2 separate regions of the Mus musculus genome follow, and region 1 is linked to region 2. Evidence: chromatin loops called from intact Hi-C (ENCODE). Cell type or tissue: heart. All regions are shown on one strand. Each heading gives the region's core, and the rest is flanking DNA. Links, peaks and the distances in the headings are about the cores only. Region 1 holds the start of Cox8a (cytochrome c oxidase subunit 8A). Region 2 has its middle 3.5 kb from the start of Mark2.

Region 1 (5,375 bases), core at 93-5,092, 130 kb before region 2:
CACCAGCATCCTCGTTTCTGTGTGGAGGCAGAAGCCTGGTGCAGAAGGACATGATGCATTTCTGGAGCAAGGTTTAAATAGACTTTATTGTTACAAAGGGGGACCCCACCAAGCAGAGCCAATACATGTGGTCCCAGTTGTCACCATGGAGACATCGAGAGGTCATGATTGCAGAAGAGGTGACTGGAATTGAATAACATGATCCCGGGGAAGGCCAGCCAGGAATGCAGGCAACATGATCAAGGTGGGCTGGCAAAAGTGGTCTAGTCAAAGGATGAGGGAAGACTGCTCCCTTCACTCCCGCTTCTTGTAGCTCTCCAGGTGTGACAGGACCCAGCCCGCAGGCAGAAGACAACACACGAAGCAGGAAGTGAGCCCAATGGTGATATCCTACACAGAGTACAAGAAAGAAGGATCCCTCAGGGCAAGAATTCTGTAGGCACTCCCAGTTCAGGTAGTCCTTAGGCATGGGAAGTCCCTCAGTGGCAAAGACCAAGGCAGAAAATCCAGCAGACCCACACTAAAGAAAGCAACTTGGGCCTGAGGTTCAATCCCCAGCACAGGAGAGGGGGAGATACAGACACAGAGAGACTCTAAGGATGGAGGGGACACTGGGTCAAGTCCATTTCCAGCCTTGAAATAAAGGTCTTTGGTTTTTAAAAAGATGTATTTATCTGTGGGGGGAAAGGGTGCAGGCAGGAGTCTTACTATGCACCCCACCCAGACCTGGGCTTAAACTTGAGATTCTCCTGTTCCTGATGCCCTGGTCCTGGAAATACACTCAAGTGCCACTATGCTCACTGGTGTGTATGTGTGCTGTTTTCCATGTGGGTGAAGGCCAGAGCTTGATGTCTGGCATCTCATCTAACAGCTCTCCATCTTTTCTTTCTTTCTTTCTTTCTTTCTTTTTTTTTTGGAGACAGGTTTTTTTTTACTAAACCTGAAGTTCACTGTTTTGGCTAGACAAGCTGAACAGTGGAATCCAGGGAGCTCCCTGCCCCTCTCCCCCTACCAGCACTAGGGCTAAAGACTAGCCGGTTACTGGGTAGTCAATGTCAAATCTTCATGCTGGTGAAGCGAATACTTCTTAAATAAACCATTCTCACGTGTCCTTGCTTTCTATACAGTTTCTTCTCTTTTTTTGTTTTTGTTGTTTGTTGTCTACACAGAGACAGGGTTTCTCTGTGTAGCCCTGGCTGTCCTGGAACTCACTCAGTAGACCAGGCTGGCCTTGAACTCAGAGATCCACAGCTTCTATAGCATAAGTGCTGGATTATAGGCGTGTGCCACACTGCCCTGCTGGGGTTTTGTATCTTTTAAAGATGTGTTTTATCTATATTTGTATGATGCATGTGTGTGAGCACAGGTATGTGTTTGCATGCTTACCCAAGGTCAGGACGGGATGTCAGATGCGTTGGAGCTGGAGTTACAAGCTTGTTATATGGGTGCTGGAACCTGAACCAGTCTTCATGAGGCTATGCACCAAACGCCATCTTTCCAGCCCCCAGACTCTTGTTTTTGAGACAGAGTCTCAGTATGTTGCCCAAGCTGGCCTGAATTCCCGAGCTCTGTTTTCATGCCTCAACCTCCCACTAAATGGGCGTAAGAGAGGGCATGGCTTGGTTGTCACTGTTTCTTCAGTGGCAGTGCTTTGGTTCTACCCCTAATTCAATGCCCAGATATCTGGATTCATGACCCATTGTCACTTAAAACAGAAGAGCTCCAAAAAAGGGAGGGATGGGGGGGCCTAGGCTGCGGTGTAGTATTAAGAAAGTGCTTGCCTAACACAAAGTCCCGGGCTTGATCCCCAGCACCACATAAACCACAAGTGATGGCACAGGCCTGTTATCCCAGCACTAAAGAGATTATCGCTTCAAAGTCAAATGTGGTCAGCCTGGGCTACAAGAGACCCTGCCTCATGTTTTTAAACTAATGTTTTAAAAGTAAAAATTGTCCTAGTATCTAAATGCTCCTACATCTCTGGGAATGTAGACCTGGTGAACTCTGCAGCCCTCCTTAATAATAAAATGTAGCAGTAACAACCATGACGTCGCTGCCAGTTACCAGGCATGCCCTCCCCTGCGGTGGGGGGGGGGGGGGAATGGAAGGAGAGACGGGTTTAGAGAGGCCGAACAGAGTAAACAAACTAGCGGGCTGACCTGACATCCAGGAACTTGGGAAAAATACCTAGGGCTTAGGAGCAGCCGAGCGACTGTCTCATCCATGCCTTGAGGACAGGCCTAAGCCAATGTCGCAGGCTACCACAGTTCGCCCACCTCCCCGCTCCCGGTCCGTCCCGCTCACCAGGACCCCGAGCTGCTCCCGCGCCGGCTTCGAGTGGACCTGAGCCCGCGGCACCATGAGCCGCCGGGCCGAGCCGGTCAGGCTCCTCAGCAGCAGTGGCGTCAGGACAGACATGACGGCGCGGAACGACCACGGACGAGGACCAGTCCAAGGTCAGGGAGTCAAGATGGCCGAACCAGCCGGAAGTTCCGGCGCTGAAGTTGCCGGACGCCCGAGCCGGAAGTATTTCGGAAATGACGTCGGGACAAGCCCCCTCGCCCGCCTGGGCTGTTTTTGGCGCGCTCCTCGAAACAACCAACCGACATCATCCTACACAGATGGGAGGAGAAATGAGACACCTTTGCTCCCACCTCCACTTTCTTCGAGAGTGACACGCATAGCCACCCAATCACACAAGCTACAAGTCTATTGACTCCTTGGCTCCTCCCTCCATTCATTTAACTAGGATCCTCTCTCTGCCAGCACTGTACTAGTGACTCCAGCTCGCCACCAGTAAGCCTCTAGTTTTAAAAACATAGTTTTACTTTATGAGTGTTTTGTCAGCATGTTCATCTGTGTATGCAGAACGCAGAGAGGCCAAAAGAGGGTGTTGGATCCTCTGGAACTGGAGTTCAGGCAATAGTGAGTAATCTTGTGGATGCTGGGAACTGAACTGAACTGGACCTCTGCAAGAGCAGCGAGTGCTTCTAAGCGCTGAGCTCTCTCTCCAGCCCCGAGACTCCTGTCATTTACTGTTATCCTCTCAGAAACCCGTTTCCACATAACTGGTAACTGTTCTCAACTTCTGCTTTCCTCCTTTTGTGTGTGTTAGGACAGTTTTGTTTTGTTTTGTTTTGTTCTCTGTTTTTCGAGACAGGGTTTCTCTCTGTAGCCCTGGCTGTCCTGGAACTCACTCTGTAGACTAGGCTGTCCTTGAACTCAGAAATCCGCCTGCCTCTGCCTCCCGAGTGCTGGGATTAAAGGCATGCGCCACCACGCCCGGCCAGTTTTGGTTTTTTAAGGTCTCCAGTAGCCCAGGCTGTCCTAAAACCGTGTAGATGAGAATGACCTTGAACTTTTCTGCTTCTATTCCTATGTTCCATGCCTTGTTGCCTCTCTTCTTTCTCTTCTTTATCCCCTGTCTCCCTTCTGCCTTTATTCTTTCTGTTCCTTTCTCCTCTCTCCTTCCTTCTTGTTTTACTAGACAAATACCTGATCAAGTGGTTCCCCATTGCTTTCTTTAAAAAAATATTTATGTATGTGATTACACTGTGTCTATACAGATGGTTGTGAGTCTTCATGTCACTGTTGGGATCTGAATTTTTAAGACCTCTGCTTGCTCCGGTCAGCTCTGCTCGCTCCTGTAAACTCAGTCCCTGCTTGCTCTGGCACAAAGATTTATTTATTATTAATACATAAGTACACTGTAGCTGACTTCAGATGCACCAGAAGAGGGCCTCCAATGGGATTTGAACTCAGGACCTTCGGAAGAGCAGTAAGTGCTCTTATCCACTGAGCCATCTTGCCAGCCCTCCCCATTGCTTTCTAGACAAGGCCCGGATCTTGGATATTGCCCTTCTGTCTGACTTCTCAATATCGCTTGTTTTTTGTCCTTGCTCCTAGGTCTCTTCTCCACCCTTCCAGATTTTGGACTTTTTACTCTTTACATTCTACCTAGAACACCTTTTCTTTCTTTTTTAAAAAGATTTATTGGGGCTGGTGAGATGGCTCAGTGGGTAAGAGCACCCAACTGCTCTTCCGAAGGTCCGGAGTTCAAATCCCAGCAACCACGTGGTGGCTCACAACCATCTGTAACGAGATCTGACTCCCTCTTCTGGAGTGTCTGAGTTTGAGGCCAGCCTGGTAAATCTTCTTTTTTTAAAGTTTTTTTTTTTTTTTTTTTTTTAAGATTTATTTATTTATTATATGTAAGTACATTGTAGCTGTCTTCAGACACTCCAGAAGAGGGAGTCAGATCTCCTTACGGGTGGTTGTGAGCCACCATGTGGTTGCTGGGATTTGAACTCTGGACCTTCGGAAGAGCAGTCGGGTGCTCTTACCCACTGAGCCATCTCACCAGCCCAGTTTTTTTTTTTTTTTTTTTTTTTTTTAAGATTTATATATTTATTATATAAGTACACTGTAGCTGTCTTCAGACACTCCAGAAGAGGGAGTCAGATCTTGTTACAGATGGTTGTGAGCCACCATGTGGTTGCTGGGATTTGAACTTCAGACCTTTGGAAGAGCAGTTGGGTGCTCTTACCCACTGAGCCATCTCACCAGCCCCTCAAATAGCAAGTTCTAAACCAGCCAGGGCTACATAGTAAGATGCTGCCTCAAATAATACTGATAGTAATCTTAAGTATACTTATCATTTTACCATTGATTGAAGACAAGTAGCTGGGAATAAAGTGATTGCCTCGCATGCACAAAAAGGGTCCTATTCTCCAGCACTATATAAACCTGACTTGGTAGCCCACAACTGTAATTCTAGCATTTAAGAGGTGGAGTCCAGAGACTATATGTCATCCTTAACTATGTATCAAGTTTCTAATGAAGTAGGGATTTTGTATGGGTATCCCTCACACTTTTTTGAAAATTTTGAGACAAAAATCTGGGGTTTTTTTTTGTTTTTTAAAAGATTTATTTATTATATGTAAGTACACTGTAGCTGTCTTCAGACACTCCAGAAGGCGGCATCAGATCTCATTATGGGTGGTTGTGAGCCACCATGTGGTTGCTGGGATTTGAACTTCGGACCTTCGGAAGAGCAGTCAGGTGCTCTTACCCACTGAGCCATCTCACCAGCCCCCAAAAATCTTACTATATGGACCTGGCTGGTCCGATATTTGCTATGTGGACTCAGCTGACATCATATTTATAATAATTACTCTGCAGGCTTTGTCATTATTGGTTGTTGTTGTTTTTGTATATTACAGGGTCTCCGATGAGCAGTGGTGGCACACACCTTTAATCCCAGTACTTGGGAGGCAGAGGCAGGCAGATTTCTGAGTTCGAGGCCAGCCTGGTCTACAGAGTGAGTTCTAGGACAGCCAGAGCTACACAGAGAAACCCTGTCTCAAAAAACCAAA
Region 2 (5,375 bases), core at 299-5,298:
AGGACTGGTTGCTCTCCCAGAGGACTGAGGTTTAGTACCCAGCACCCATATGGTGGTTAACAACTGTCTAACTAGTTCTAGGTGGTTTGACACCTTCTGGCTTCCACTAGGTTGCACAGACGTACATACAGGCTAAACACTCATATACACAAAAGTTAAATAGATAAATACTACAACATAGGTCAGAATGCTGGCTCATTCAGAGCCTGTACTATTTTCCAGAGAATCTGGTCAGGTCCCAGCATCCACATCAGATGGCTCCCTACCCCTTGTAACTTCAATTCCAGGGGAAATGATGCCCTCTGGCCTCTACCAGCACCCGCATGCCAGTGATACACATAAACCCATAAAAGCACAAACATAGGCACATACAAATAAATATTTCTTTAAATTACACATAACATTTCCTTTCTGCTGTTAGTTTCGATTCTATGACACAGTTTCCCACTGTAGACCAGACTGACCAAGAACTCCTGGAGCTGCCTCTGCTTCCCAAGGGCTGGGATTAAAGGTGTGCACCAACCACCCTGTCCATCCAAGTTTTTGTTGTTCTTTTGTTTTTGCTTTTTTTGGAAACAGGGTATTAAGTAGCCCAGGCTGGCCATGATATGTAACCAAGGATGGTTGAACTACTGATCCCCGGCCTTCATTTCCTCACCACTTTGATTGCAAGTGTGCACTGCCATGCCCAGCCCTAAATGACTTTTAAAATATTCTACAATGTTTAAGTCTGGAGAGACCATCTCTTTTTTTTTTTTTTGGTTTTTTGAAACAGGGTTTCTCTGTGTAGCCCTGGCTGTCCTAGAGCTCACTTTGTAGACCAGGCTGGCCTTGAACTCAGAAATCCGCCTGCCTCTGCCCCCCAAGTGCTGGGATTAAAGGCGTGCGCCACTACGCCCGGCTTGGAGAGACCATTTCATTTTCATTTTCATTTTCATTTCAAATCTCCCTTCTAAGACAAACTCATGGCAAAAGAATAGGCACTTGTTGACGATAAGGATTCCTGGGGTTGTAGGATAGTGGGAGAGCTTTAACTCCCATGCCATGAAGGAGGCCCTGGGGTCAATCTCTAGAACGAAAAATAAAATAAAATAAAACAGACAACCAAAAAGGATTCCTCCAGCTGGGTATGGTGGTCTGCCCCTGTAATCTTAGCACTAGAGAGAAGCAAAGGGGGTTGGCGAGATGGCTCAGTGGGTAAGAGCACCGACTGCTCTTCTGAAGGTCCAGAGTTCAAATCCCAGCAACCACATGGTGGCTCACAACCATCCATAACAAGATGATGCCCTCTTCTGGAGTGTCTGAAGATAGCTACAGTGTGCTTACATATAATAAATAAATAAATAAATAAATAAATAAATAAATAAATAAATAAAATCTTTTTTAAAAGAGAGAGAGAGAGAGAGAGAGAAACAAAGGCAGAAGAAAAGATGGTTCGAGGCCAGCCTGGCCTACATAATGAGTTCCAGGACAAGCAGGGCTACACAGTAAACACCCATCTCTAAAACCAAACCAAACCACAAAGACAAGTAGATGGTGAGGTGGCTCAGTAGTTCCAAGCTTGCTGCTCTTTCAGAGGACATGGGTTTGGTCCCATGGGGGCTCACAAAGCTCTTCTGGCCTCCATGAACACTACATGTGCATAGTGGGTATGCAGGCTAGCAGGTAAAACTCTAAAAATAAAAAAGGTTTAAAAACTAAAACTAAAATGTAAAACACATTCCCCAGCAGGGCAAGGTGGCATGCTTTTAATCCTAGCACTTGGAGGCAGATGGAGGTGGATTTCTGTTGGTTCAAGGTCAGCCTGCTCTACATAGTGAGGTTCGAGATGGCCTGTGTTACATAGTAAGTCCCTGTCTTGGTATGAGGGTAGGAGGGAGGATGGCAAAACCTCAGAATAGTGCAATGAAAGGACCAGACCTCTTGAAGATGTCTTTTTCCTTTTCTGGGCCTCAGTCTCCCTGTTGATAAGTGGGTTTGTTGAATTCAACAACTCTGAGGTCTTTCTCAGCTTTGGAAAGCTCCCAGCTCTTAACAGAAGTCCATGGAGGACCAGAGCCCACTCTTCCCTTTCCTCTGGAGTTTACCAAATCTGTCCGTTCTGTACCCAACATAAAGCCATGGACTTGCTTAAAACATTACGAGACTTTTGTAAGTATCATTTTAACTGTATCTTGATTATAGTTTTCTTTTTCTTATATAAGTTTTATTTATTTTATGTAACTACATACTGTCCTTGTTCAGACACACTAGAAGAGGGTATCAGATCCCATTACAGATGGTTGTGAGTCACCATGTGGTTGCTGGGATTTGAACTCGGGACCTCTGGAAGAGCAGTGAGTGCTTTTAACCACTGAGCCATCTCTCCAGCCCTGATTATAGTTTTCAAGCATGGATTTTGTAGATGACAACACACTGTTGGAGTCCCACCAAGCAGAGGTAATAGCTCAACTCAGACTGACTTCTGTTTCAAGTTATCCCTGCCCATGGTTCCATAGAAGCTGGAACTATGCCCCTGACCCTCACCCTAAACTCAACAGGAGGGATAGAGTGTGGGTCCATGAATGTGAAGAAACTGAGAGAGCTCCCAGGGTCATAGGGAAAGGACTGACCGAATTGCTGAGTGGCACCCAAGAATTGCTCACAGTGAGAGCTGTGCAGGTGCAGGGAGGAGGAAGGAGGCATTCTGTAAGGCAAAGGAATCCACAGGACTCCAGGAAGCCTCCCCATGCCCCCCACCAGCTCCACACCAGCACCACCTCTGAGAAAGAAGCTGGGAAAGCAATGCTGTAGAGTGATGGGGAAAGGGATGGAGGCCACACCACGCCCCCACCCCAAATTCAAACATGAGAATGATCTGCCCTCTGGTGGCCAAAGGGAGTCACATTGCCGAGCCTGTGCTAGACGTCACTTCTAGGACCAAAGTCTGAAGAGCAGGGAGAGAGGACACTGAAAGGTAAAGGCAGAGGCATCCAGGGAGCTTCTCCTGACCCTAGATGACTCTGCTTCATCAAGATGCCACTCAAGCCCTGATCTTCCTCTTGGTCACTTCTCCTCCTCTCACAAGCTGTTAAACCAGTTGGCCCACCCAGACTCCTTCTGATCCAGCCTCTGGACACAGCAGAATATCAAGTCTAATTCCCGTGACATTTGTACTGGGCTAGAACACCGTCCTCAACTCCCCAGTAGGCTTAAGGCAAGGCTCACTTTGTGGCCATTTGCCTATGTAGTCACATGCAGCCCTGTTCTAGGAAGGCCTCTGGACTTGATTTGATGTAAAGTTGTCATTTGTTTGTTTGTTTTTTCGAGACAGGATTTCTCTGTGTAGCCCTGGCTGTCCTGGAACTCACTCAGTAGACCAGGCTGGCCTCAAACTCAGAAATCCGCCTGCCTCTGCCTCTCAAATGCTGGGATCAGAGGCATGCGCCACCACTGCCCAGCTAAAGTTGTCATTCTTATGAAAAAAAAAAAAGTTTTAGCAAAGAAGACTCCTATTTTAGTGTGTGTGTGTGTGTGTGTGTGTGTGTGTGTGTGTGTGTTGTGTGCATCAATGTATATGTCTGTGCTCATGTGCACGTGGATACACTTAAAAACATGCCAGTGCCTACACAATGGAACTTCAGTGTCTTTTCTTACTCTCTATTTTGGTCTTTGTCGTTGTTTACACTTATTGATTTGTGTGTCCGTGTGTATGTGCATATCCCACAGAATACATGTGGAGGTCAGAGGACAACCTGTGGGAGTTGGCTCTTCCTTCCACTAGAGTGGCCTGGAGGCAAGAGCCTTGTCCACTAAACCATCTCACCAGTTTTCCAACTTCATTTTGTCTGTCTGTTTTTGTTTTTGAGACAGAATATCACTATGCAGCCCAGGCTATGCTGGAACTCACTATATAGACCCCAGGCTGACCTTGAATTCACAACAATTTGCCTGCTGAAGGCTATGTCCAAACCAACCAACCACCTTGTCTTTTTGTTCTGATCTCTTTTTGAGAGTTGTGTATGAACGTTTTACCTCTGTGTTTGCATGTACATCTGACCACTCTCTGCATTCCTGGTGCCCTCTGAGATCAGAAGAGGGTGTTAGACCTCCTGGAGCGGATGCGAGGGATGTCACATTATAGATGGTTTATACATCACAATTTGGATGCTGAGAGCTGAATTCAAGTCCTCTGCAAAAGCAGTCAGTGCTCTTAAGTACTGAGCGCGCTGTCCAGCTCCTTGTTTGTTTGTTTGTGTTTTTGTGTATTTCTGTTTTTCTTTTAAGAGAAAGTCTCTCTGTATAGCCCTGGCTATCTTAGAACTCACTCTGTAGACCAGGTTGGCCTCAAATCCACAGAGATCCTCTAAGAAATCTGCTTGTGGGCCGGGTGTGGTGGCGCACACCTTTAATCCCAGCACTCGGGAGGCAGAGGCAGACAGATTTCTGAGTTCCAGGCCAGCCTGGTCTACAAAGTGAGTTCCAGGACAGCCAGGGCTGCACAGAGAAACCCTGTCTCGAAAAACCAAAACCAAAAAAAAAAAAAAGAAAAGAAAAGAAATCTGCTTGCCTCTGCCTCACAAGTGCTGGAATTAAAGGCATGCGCCACCACTGCCCGGTGTCCCCGTGTCTTCATGGCAACATATGACTGAGTTATCATCTCCCCAACCCCCTCATTTTCATTCTTTACAGTGCCCCACATATTATGTAGGTGGTGCTGGTTATGGGAGAAAGCTTTGTCTGACATGGCAAACTTGATTCAATATGGCCTCAAACTGCCTGGCTAATACCATTCTAAATAAGTATCCTTGGTAGAGAGGTCTATCTCACTCCTACATGAGCAACGGAAAGCGCTCTGTGCCATACCTGTGTTGGGGCTGATCTTTCTCCATATACCTCCCTCAGCTTCTACAGGTATTTCAAGATCCAGCTCAGATCCCATCAGGTGAGTGGCTGCCTGGAGCTACCTTGTTCTTATTAATAGTCATTGTTGCCCCATCTCTCTAAATCTTCAAACTCACTTGACACATCTTCACTGTGCAACTACTAGGAGCCAGGTGCTTTCCTGGCTCCTCAAGTAAGTCAGTGAACAATTAAACTAAGTTCTGTGTACCTTGGGGCAAACTATCCAATGAGAAGATAAACATCAGAAACAAGCAGCATTAATGTTGTAGAAAACAACTAGAAGCCCACAACCACCATCATGAAAGACTCAGAAAGTCTCTCAAAAGGACCCAGAAAACAACGGAAGAGCCAGAGATTGGGGGCGAGAGCTGGAGAATGCTGCCTTTTGGACATGGCAGGGCTGTGGCACTCATGAATGCACACAAGACCTGCACATGATCAAACCGATGAGTTCAATCAACATTATGGTAGGTAGCACTAATTGGAGTTAT

What was found. Hi-C counts contacts between places; a loop is a spot of excess contacts. Peaks named below come from ENCODE experiments on the same cell type or tissue, not always from the same donor. Only the 100,000 strongest peaks of a DNase experiment are listed, where the experiment ranks them.
Region 1: a loop joins it to region 2, with 2.4 times the contacts of the local background. A loop is called at or near these places in 1 of 42 quality-filtered maps.

What each region holds. Positions count from the first base shown.
Region 1 is chr19:7,215,095-7,220,469 of GRCm38, forward strand. It overlaps Cox8a (cytochrome c oxidase subunit 8A), which reads right to left and starts at 2,522. Exons shown (of 2, transcript NM_007750.2): 1 at 2,305-2,522; 2 at 64-390. The coding sequence starts at 2,418. The coding sequence ends at 295. In heart, for the core only: a CTCF peak has its summit at 2,636; a DNase peak (open chromatin) is centred at 2,587; H3K4me3 peaks cover 3,290 bases; H3K27ac peaks cover 1,119 bases.
Region 2 is chr19:7,342,706-7,348,080 of GRCm38, forward strand. No RefSeq gene overlaps it. Among named protein-coding and RNA genes, the nearest start is that of Mark2, 3.5 kb to the left of the region's middle. In heart, for the core only: a CTCF peak has its summit at 2,875 (motif pointing left); no DNase peak of the experiment used is centred there.